2 separate regions of the Homo sapiens genome follow, and region 2 is linked to region 1. Evidence: chromatin contacts called from ENCODE Hi-C or POLR2A ChIA-PET data. All regions are on one chromosome and are shown on one strand. The core of a region is the stretch at or near the end of the contact, and the rest is flanking DNA. Distances in the headings are between cores, read along the strand shown.

The links. Hi-C counts contacts between places; a loop is a spot of excess contacts on that map. ChIA-PET counts read pairs that join two places held with the same protein, here RNA polymerase II (POLR2A). Pooled maps may share reads with other maps.
Region 2: a loop to region 1 is called in a map of CD8-positive, alpha-beta T cell, with 2.2 times the contacts of the local background. The contact joins two enhancer-like sites. A Hi-C loop is called at or near these places in 1 of 168 maps with a recorded cell type or tissue (CD8-positive, alpha-beta T cell), 1 of 37 single-sample maps with no recorded cell type and 7 of 50 pooled maps. POLR2A ChIA-PET finds 5 or more read pairs at or near these places in 2 of 52 experiments (AG04449 and H1).

The regions. Positions count from the first base shown.
Region 1 is chr6:149,759,138-149,764,229 of GRCh38, reverse strand. The region is part of intron 1 of PCMT1 (protein-L-isoaspartate (D-aspartate) O-methyltransferase); the gene reads right to left. Among named protein-coding and RNA genes, the nearest start is that of PCMT1, 12 kb to the right of the region's middle. Within about 2 kb of position 2,634, at least 3 of the 41 ENCODE cell types and tissues checked have a DNase peak (open chromatin) inside an H3K27ac peak, as active enhancers do.
Region 2 is chr6:149,922,998-149,928,089 of GRCh38, reverse strand. RAET1G (retinoic acid early transcript 1G) reads left to right here and starts at 4,969. Exons shown (of 5, transcript NM_001001788.4): 1 at 4,969-5,092. The coding sequence starts at 5,080. RefSeq lists a silencer at 1,693-1,772 and enhancers at 1,703-2,237, 2,238-2,773. Within about 2 kb of position 2,014, at least 5 of the 41 ENCODE cell types and tissues checked have a DNase peak (open chromatin) inside an H3K27ac peak, as active enhancers do.

The sequences.
Region 1 (5,092 bases), core at 1,385-3,884:
GATGTTAGATTTCTATGATCACTTCACTATACTGCTACTAACATATTCAAATAGCTTAGTGAGTTCTACTAATTCATTTCCCAAAATAATTCTTGAGTGGTTCATTTCCCCTGAAATTAATTCAAATCCCAGAGGGTGATTCATAGACTCTCAAAGTCACAAGAGGCTTTAGGAGCCATTGAGTCTAACTTCATAAATTGGTACCATATTCTCTTCTAAAAGAGTTCCATTATTGTGGTTCTTACTAGCTCATTCAGACCACTCTGATTATTAGACAATTTCCCTGTATTAAGATGAATCTCCCTTTTCATAATTCACTCACATGACACTCTTAGTGTTATTCTCTGAAGCCACAAAGAATATATTGAATTTCTATCTAGTCAACCATTTTTTACATAAAGATAAATCAGGACTACCTCCAGCTTTATTTTTTTCAGGTTAGGCAGCTTCACTCAACACTGCCAATTATTCATCAATTTTTGAAACCATCATCATATTCACTGTATTCATTCTTCTCTAGATGGATACTTAAAGTGTGACATCTTAAAGATTTTACTTGAGGCACATTCTAAAAATCAAAGTAAATTAAAGAAATCACTTCCTTCAAGCTCGATAATATACTTCTATCAAATTTATGTGAGCTTCTTTGGCTCTACAGATATGAAGGCATATGGAAGTTACTAAAAACTCTAAATTGTTATTAATAGCATGCCATCAGCCATTTATTAAAAAGCTGAACCCATCATGTCTCAGAATAAAGCTTTTTTAGGCATTACTGGGTGGTTTCCAAAATTTTCACAAGTTTCTTATTATTTATTTTTGCCCAGGATCCCATGTTCTAAAAGATGCTTAAACCAAACTATTATATATTTACTAAGCTATTAAATAATTTTTCTGTCATTGGTAATCTATGATATATATATCATAGATATATATATCATAGATATCATAGATATTTATATCATAGATATCATAGATATATATATCATAGATATCATAGATATTTATATCATAGATATCATAGATATATATATCATAGATATCATAGATATATATCATAGATATCATAGATATATATCATAGATATATATATCATATATATCATAGATATACATATCATAGATATATATATCATATATATCATAGATATACATATCATAGATATATATATCATAGATATACATATCATAGATATCATAGATATATCATATATATCATAGATATATATATCATATATATCATAGATATATATATCATATATATCATAGATATACATATCATAGATATATATATCATATATATCATAGATATATATATCATAGATATATATCATAGATATATATAACATATATATCATAGATATATATATCATAGATATATATCATAGATATATATATCATATATATCATAGATTATCATAGATATATATATCATAGGTATATATATCATAGGTATATATATATCATAGGTATATATATCATAGATATATATATATCATAGATATATATATCATAGATATATATATCATAGATATATATATATCATAGATATATATATATCATAGATATATATATCATATATATATCATAGATATATATATATCATAGATATATATATATCATAGATATATATATCATAGATATATATATCATAGATATATATATCATAGATATATATATATCATAGATATATATATCATAGATATATATATCATAGATATATATATATATCATAGATTACCAGCACTCTAAAATATTTCTAACAAACAGAAAAGTAATTTGATGTTTTACTTTGCATGTACAGGCTAATTAGGGGTAAATGTGCAATTACCATTAGGCTTTTCTGAAATAGAGAACAGCTTGAGAGCCACCCATACCCGATCTGCTTGCCGCCCTAGGGTCTAAAGACCCTCATTAAATGATTATAATAATGGCTAATGTTGGTCCAAATATGCAACTGATCCAAATGAAAACAGGATTCAAAAAGGAGACTACAATAGAATCCAAGCTATCAGCCAAATAATAAAAACCTTGAAAAAATTAGGGTCATGGTAAGAAAAATATGTTTCTTTTCCCAACTTGAAGCGTGGGTGAAAACGGGCACAGAGGATAAATCAAATTCCAGGAAAAAAAACAAAAACACTATACAAGAGTTATGATTTACATATAAGGAAAACTAAAATGTAGCAAGATTTAAAGCAACTGATGAAGCATTAAAAAACAAAGGAAAAACATTTGACAGTCTTCAATAGCAGAAAGGTCTGTAATATAGGAAACAAAGGGCAAGGAATAAACTCAATACACTACATCGTTCAGCAAAGTATGGATACAGTCATAAATATTAATGATGGCTACTGATTTTCAACTTTTGAAATCAACAATAAGGTGCAGAAGATTTATTTACTGCTCAAAACAAAATGTAAATGTTATCAACTTTGACAATGTAAAAGAACTGTCAATCAATTAGGAAATGAGAGCGGGAACTCCCTAATACCCTTTCTTACCAAGTAGATGGGTTAAGAGGTAGTGTCAGTTTATAAATTATGGAACAAGAAACAGAGGTTAAAGTCTATTACTTAAAGTTACAAAGGTAACCACAAAAGAGGAACCAAAAACTATGATATAACTATATGAAGGAAGGGGATAGGTTTGTATTGTGTAAATACTCATCCATCTTGGCAGGAGGTCAGCAGATGATGTCTAAAGTAGATAAAACATGAAACATCAGTTTAAGCATATGATTTAGAGATATGAAGATAATCACAAGAACCAAAAACAGTTAAAAGTGGTTCACTCTAAGCAATGAGTCTGGGAATGGCGAAGAATGTTGTTTTTCATTATAAGCTCATCTTATTCTGTATCTTTTAAATATGTACATATATTACTTGATTAAAAATTAATATTCTCAATTCTCCTATCATAGATAGTATGTATGTGTATATATATATGTACACACACACACACACACACACATCACCCTTACAATTAGCAAGATACAGCAAGGACTGCTTTACTTTCATAGTGATAAAATTTTATGTGTGTGTGTGTGTGTATTTCATGTTTTATCTACTTTAGACATCATCTGCTGACCTCCTGCCAAGATGGATGAGTATTTACACAACACAAACCTATCCCCTTCCTTCATATAGTTATATCAGTTTTATATATGTGTGTATACACACACACACACACACACACACACACTTTTTTACCTGCATCCTCTATAATCCAGTATATAGTGATAGAATTATTTGGGTGCATTCCCAATTAGTCTCCCTGTGATTATGTGAACTCTTACAATTAAGTTCTTGTCAATGGAACATACGTAGAAATTATGGATACAACTTCCAGAACATGCTCTTTTTGTTTTGTTTGTTTTTTGAGACGGAGTCTTGCTCTGTGCCAGGCTGGAGTGCAGTGGTACGATCTTGGCTCACTGCAACCTCCGACTCCCTGGTTCAAGCGATTGTCCTGCCTCAGCCTCCCAAGTAGCTGGGACTATAGGCATGCACCACCATGCCCAGCTATTTTTTGTATTTTTAGTAGAGACAGGGTTTCACAGTGTTAGCCAAGATGGTCTCGATCTCCTGACCTCGTGATCCGCCCACCTCGACCTCCCAAAGTGCTGGGATTACAGGCATGAGCCACTACACCTGGCCCAGATCATGCTCTTAAAAGGAATGGGTGTTTTCCTTTTTCTCCTGCTTACCTCCCCATTGGCTGGAAGAGGGAAATGGTGAAGGTAAACTATCTTTAACCTTGTAGATGAGGGAAAGAGCAGAGCAACAAGAGAGGAGTCTAGGTCTTCAGCACCATGGAACCACCATATTAGTCTTGAACTGTTTGGACTGCTATGGGAGAGAGAAACTTATTTTGTTTAAGGTATTGTGGTTTGGTCTTTTTTTATAGCAACTGAACAATGTACCCTCATGCACAAGGCATATGAAGAGGCAAATAAGACCAGCCTGCAGAACAGGATTGGAGTTGGAGCATGGGAGTAAGCTATATAAGACTCTAAAAAGGCCTGGAAAGGTAAGCAAAAGGTGTTTACACCTGATACAGTAAGCATTAAGAAGCCTAAGCAGCAAAGTGACATAACAGAAATCAGTACACTAGGAAAAAATCAGTATAATGTGTAGAATGGATTGGATCTGAAAGGAGGGAAAATGAAAAGTATGACAACCAATCAGACACCAGGTATGTTACTCGTAAGTTTCAACTACGAACCTGGGCTGGGATGGTATCAATGAAAATATGGTGAAAGGGATGGCTATGAAAGGCATTTGTAAGAACTGCTGAGTTAATCTGATGACAGTCTGAAAGAATCAGTGATTATTCTAAGATATATGATCTAAAATGCTGAAAACTCTGGCAGAAATAAAAAAATAAAGAGGGCCTGTGTTGGTATAAGCACTGAAAATACAGGTAAGAAAATAGGCCGGGCGCAGTGGCTCACGCCTGTAATCCCAGCACTTTGGGAGGCCGAGGTGGGTGGATCACCTGAGGTCAGGAGTTTGAGACCAGCCTGGCCAATATGGTGAAACCCCGTCTCTACTAAAAATACAAAAATTAGCCAGATGTGGTGGCAGGTGCCCGTAATCTCTGCTACTTGGGAGGCTGAAGCAGGAGAATCACTTGAACAAGGGAGGCGGAGGTTGCAGTGAGCTGAGATCCCGCCATTGCACTCCAGCCCGGGCAACAAGAACAAAACTCCATCTCAAAAAAAAGAAAGAAAGAAAGAAAGAAAATAAGCTGCAGATAGATTTCAAGTCATATAGAAACTTTCTAAGCTTGTTACAAGGTTACATCTAAATAAAAGAAATATTACCTTATTATATTAGTTTATAAGACTTGGATAGCTGTTAACCATCTACCCCACATTTCTTCTCTGCTATCAACATGTCTGGAAAAACAATAAGAAATTAACAAAACTTTCACCTTTTTCTTCCCATTCAGAATGATTAGGCATGATAGATGCTAAGTAGAGGCTGAGACACTCCCAGGTACTTTCTGTACTGAAAAAATGTGAAAGGAATTAGTTTTAAATTCACAACATGGCCGGGCGCGGTGGCTCACGCCTGTAATCCCAGCAC
Region 2 (5,092 bases), core at 765-3,264, 160 kb before region 1:
AACCCCATCAAAAAGTGGGCAAAGGATATGAACAGACACTTCTCAAAAGAAGACATTTATGCCGCCAACAGACATACGAAAAAATGGTCATCATCACTGGCCATCAGAGAAATGCATATGAAAACCGCAATGAGATACCATCTCACACCAGTTAGAATGGTAATCATTAAAAAGTCAGGAAACAACAGATGCTGGAGAGGATGTGGAGAAAGAGGAACGCTTTCACACTGTTGGTGGGAGTGTAAATTAGTTAAACCATTGTGGAAGACAGTGTGGTGATTCCTCAAGGATCTAGAATTAGAAATACCATTTGACCCAGCAATCCCATTACTGGGTATATACCCAAAGGATTATAAATCATGCTACTGTAAAGACACATGCACATATATGTTTATTGTGGCACTATTCACAATAGCAAAGAGTTGTCCATCAATGATAGACTGGATTAAGAAAATGTGGCACATATACAACACAGACTACTATGCAGCCATAAAAAAGGATGAGTTCATGTCCTTTGCAGGGACATGGATTAAGCTGGAAACGATCATTCTAAGCAAACTATCACAAGGACAGAAAACCAAACACCACATGTTCTCACTCATAGGTGGGAGTTGAACAATGAGAACACATGGACACAGGGCGGGGAACATCACACACTGGGCCCTATTGGGAGGTGAGGGGCTGGGGGAGGGATAGCATTAGGAGAAATACCTAATGTAAATGACGAGTTGATGGGTGCAGCAACCGAACATGGCACAAGTATACCTACGTAACAAACCTGCACGTTGTGCACATGTACCCTAGAACTTAAAGTATAATTTTTAAAAATTATTTAAAAATTAAAAAATAAATAAATAAATAAATTTTAAAAAATAAAATAAAAATCATATATCAGGTAAGGGACTGGTATTCTGAATATATAATATTGCAACAAAATATAATTGCAATTATATATTATATATAATATATAATGTTGCAACTCAACATTATAAAGTGAAATAACCCAATTTAAATATATGCAAGGAATTTGAATAGACATTTCTCCAAAGTAAGACAGGTATACTACACGGTGGTCTCAAAAGAATAGAAAATTTTGGGCAGCAGTTTCAGGTGACTAGCAAAAGGAATCTGTTGAAATATGTGCAGAGGCTCTGGGCTGATAAGATGCTGAAAAACAGCATGTGGACCAAGCTGGCTAAGAATGACTGGACCCAACAAGGCCCTGCATTTGACCTAGGTTTCACCTAGGACCTCATTACATGCTGATTAACATACTAAACACACACCAGCCAGCTCCTGAGCAGTTCTGAGAACACTTATATTTAGTGTAAAAATGCGGGGCACCACAGTTCTGAGAAATCTCTACCTTCTTCCAGGAATTTTCATGAATATTCCACTCCTTGGTTAAAGAAACCCAGAAAGGTGGCAGCCCCAAACTTGCACCTGCTTCTCTCTCGAGTTCCCCTGCACTCCCTTTACTTGACTGTGTACTTTGCCTTTTACAATAAATCTCCGTCCTTTCTCTATTTCCTACTGGTCCTTGAATTAATTTCCCCGGCAATATCAAGAATCTGGACACTGGCTGGAGTCGAGGTCCCACCGGCGTTTGGGGACCTCCCCTTGCCCGCTGGCATCAGAAGAAGAATGCAAATCGCAGTGAGCCCAGGAAAAGGTGTTCAGTGTTCACAGCCCTCAGGGAAATGCCAATCGCACCCACAAGGGGACGCCTCACCCCGCTGAAATGGCTGATCCCAAACACAGTGAGGGTGGAGGGGGTGGGGCCTGTGTTCCTTACTGGGCAGAGAGCAGGAGACGGAGAGTCGGTGGAGTGTGGGGGCTGTGCGCGTGTCCCCCTCTCCCCATTTTCGTGGTGGGGGTTTCTCATTGTTCTCCGGCCCTGTTTCCTTCCTCTCCCTTTCTGCCGCCCTCCCTCCAATCCTTCTTTTCCACCCATCCCAAGGTTTTCTCCGCCTCACGACGTCCATGCTAGGGCCTCCCAGACCAGCGGAGAAACCAGCAGCCCTGGACCGCAAGCGGCGGGGTCAGGGAGGCGACAACGGGAAGCCCCTGCCGGACCCTGGACACTCAGGACCTAGTGCTGCCCGGGCGCCCTCCCGCAGCAGCCCCAGGGCGAGGAGGATGGGGGGGGTCCTCGCAGGGGCCACACTGTCGGAGCCCCACGGATCCGGGCGGGACGGTGAGGCCTCCACACTGAGCCGGTGGCAAAGTCCCCGCGAGGATGAAGGAGGAACCCCGTGCTCCTCACCCCACCAGGCCCCGCATTTCCTGGCTCCTCCTGTCTCAGGAACCGCCTGTCCCTTGCCGCGACCGGCGAGTCCTTCCGGGTCTTCCTGAAACAGTTTCGTCCCGAGGCTCTGGATCTGGAAGCCCAGGGGCATCGTCCGGGAGCGGGGCACCCACTGTGGGTCTCCGCCAGCCAGCACTCAGGCCCGGAGCTCGGGGACAGCGGGCGCCCTGGGAGGAGCACACAGAACCATATCAAGGCTTAGGTCCTGTCGAGCTCTAGAGGGTTTAGCAAATTCAGGTCTGTTTCAGACTGTGTCTCTGGTCATAAGGAACCCCCACGGTGCGTGGTGTGCAGACAGCAGGAGCTCAGGCATGTGCGGTCCTCACATTTGAGTGGGGCAGCAGATTGGTGGCTCCAGATGCTGTGTGTCAAGGAGAAGGAGATTCCATCCACTGGAGAAGAGCAGAGGAACTGGGTGTAACCCCAGGAAGGAGAGGCTGCCAAGGACTGTGTCGACCCAGAGGACAATGCTGGAGTTAATTCCCAGGGAAGGTGCCTGGGTCACAGCCTTTAAGGCAGACGCTGACTGAAAAGACTGTATACAAGTAGGAGGTCAGGTCTCTGGGAACCCTCAGAATACGGCTCAGTCCTGGGGCAATGCCCCTGCCATCCGGCCTCCTGCACACTCCAGATTCTGGCCCTGCCTGGAGCAGAGCTGACTCGGAGACAGGGGTACTGAGCTGCTCCTGGAGTTCCAAGGTCACTGCTGAGCTGGACCAGGAGTGGATGGGGCGGGGCAGGGACAGTCTCATTCAGAGCTTTGGGTACAGCCCTAGGGTGAGAAGAGGCTGAGAGAGAAGGGGAAAAGAGGATATTGCCTGAGTGGCTGGGGGCAGAATGGGACCCAGGGGCTCTGTCCAGTCCTCACCCTAAGCTAAGCCCTTCACAGCTGCCAGGAACCACTGGGACCCTCACCTGTCTCTGGCTTCTGCCACCACTTCCAGATGCCCTCATGATAATTAAGACAAGGATACAATTGGGGTTTCCTTTTGAGGATGGCCGCAGGGACCGTCCAGGGACTGAGCAGAGGTGTGGGTGCAGCCATGGATCCAGGCATCAATGGTTGGCCACAGATGGGTGTACTGCAAAGTGAGCTCCACGCACGCACAGACCCCTCCCTTGCCTCCTGCTCCCATGGGAAACACAATTGATCACATTCCAATTGAGCAACAGTAGGCCACTAGGGCTTTTTTCCCTCAAAAGCTGTACACAGATCTAGTATAGTCTCAAAGACCTCATGCTTCTAGTAGAGAAGCAAAGAAATGTGTGAGCATTTGTCACACAGGGAGATCCGGATACGCTCCATCACTGTGGATCCAGGCCTCAGGGAGCAGGAGGGTGTTCCTTCATGTGGGAAGATGAGGGACACACATGGGAGGGGGTATTTGTGCGCGGCTTGGAAGGATGGCTGGTCCTTGCCCAGGGGGAACAGGCCCAAAGCAAGCGCTGGCAGTTAGTAGCTATGGGGAGCTTTCATTTGAACCTGCTCTGCTGAGTCCCCTGGGCCATCCCCACACCTGGTGGGGCACTGTTCTAAGGGGAGCTCAGGGTCAATCTCTCTGATGTGCTTTCTAAATCAGCAAGGTGCCTCACAGGTTGTGATTTTAGAGACAAGGTTTTCAATGCTTTGCATTAAAATGCAAAGATTTTAATGAGCAGAGTCTTTTTGCCAATCCGAATTGGGCAGATCCCAGCAAGACACATATTTTTAAGATAATTTTTAAAGCTGTTTAATTTTGGTAAAAAAGTAGAACATAAAATTTACTATCTTAACCAATTGTTTAGTGTACAATATCTTCTTTGAAGCTTCTGAAGACCTGGTGCTTCTGTAATAAAATCTAGCCCCGGGCCAGGCGTGGTGGCTCACCCTTGTGATCTCAGCACTTTGAGAGGCCGTGTCGGGCCGATCACTTGAGCCCAGGAGTCCAAAGCCAGCCTGGGCAACATGGTGAAACCCCGTCCCCACTGAAATACAAAACTTAACCGGGCTTGGTGGCGCGCACCTGTGGTCCCAGCTACTTGGGAGGCTGAAGCAGGAGAATCGTTTGAATTCGCGAGGCAGAGGTTGCAGCGAACCCAGATCGCGCCGCTGCACTCCAGCCTGGGCGGCAGAGCGAGACTCTGTCACGAAGAAAAAAAAGAAAAGAAAGAAAAACCAACCAACCAAACAAACAAACCTAGCCCAGGCTATAACCACGTCCACTCGGGATTTGGGATGAGGCCGCGGGGATGGGACTGGGCTTGGATCTGCGCACAGGACGGTGGGTTGGGAGCACTCTGCAACGCAGGGAGAGGGAAGGCGGGTGTCGCAGGTACAGGCGAGGACAGGGAGACCCTGTCGCGGCTGAACACTTCTGTGCATTTTCTTCACCTTTCTGTGCATCGGTATCCACATTGGATTAATACAAAATGAAAAAATTGCGGTGATGATTACATGAGGGGGTCATGGAAAGAAGCCTTTGGCAGGACTGGTCCCGGGCAGGCAGCCAGCAAAGTCTGACTGGCTGAAGCAGGGGGAAGTGCGCGAGCGCTGCAGTAGAAAGTGGGGTAGACTTGGATGAGCAACTTGGCTGAGAGACACCTGATTGGCTAGCGGCTCAGCAAAGGGGGTGTGTTTCCTCCGAGGGGCGGGGCAGAAGGAGTGCTAGAGTTTAGGGCTTACTGGAGTTTAGGGCTGCATTCAGACGGGCTGCATTCAGACAGCCTGCGAGCCGCCAGGTGATCCACGGGCTGGGCTTCGCTTCTGCTGTCCCCTGCGATCCAACTCCCCAATGGCAGCGGCCG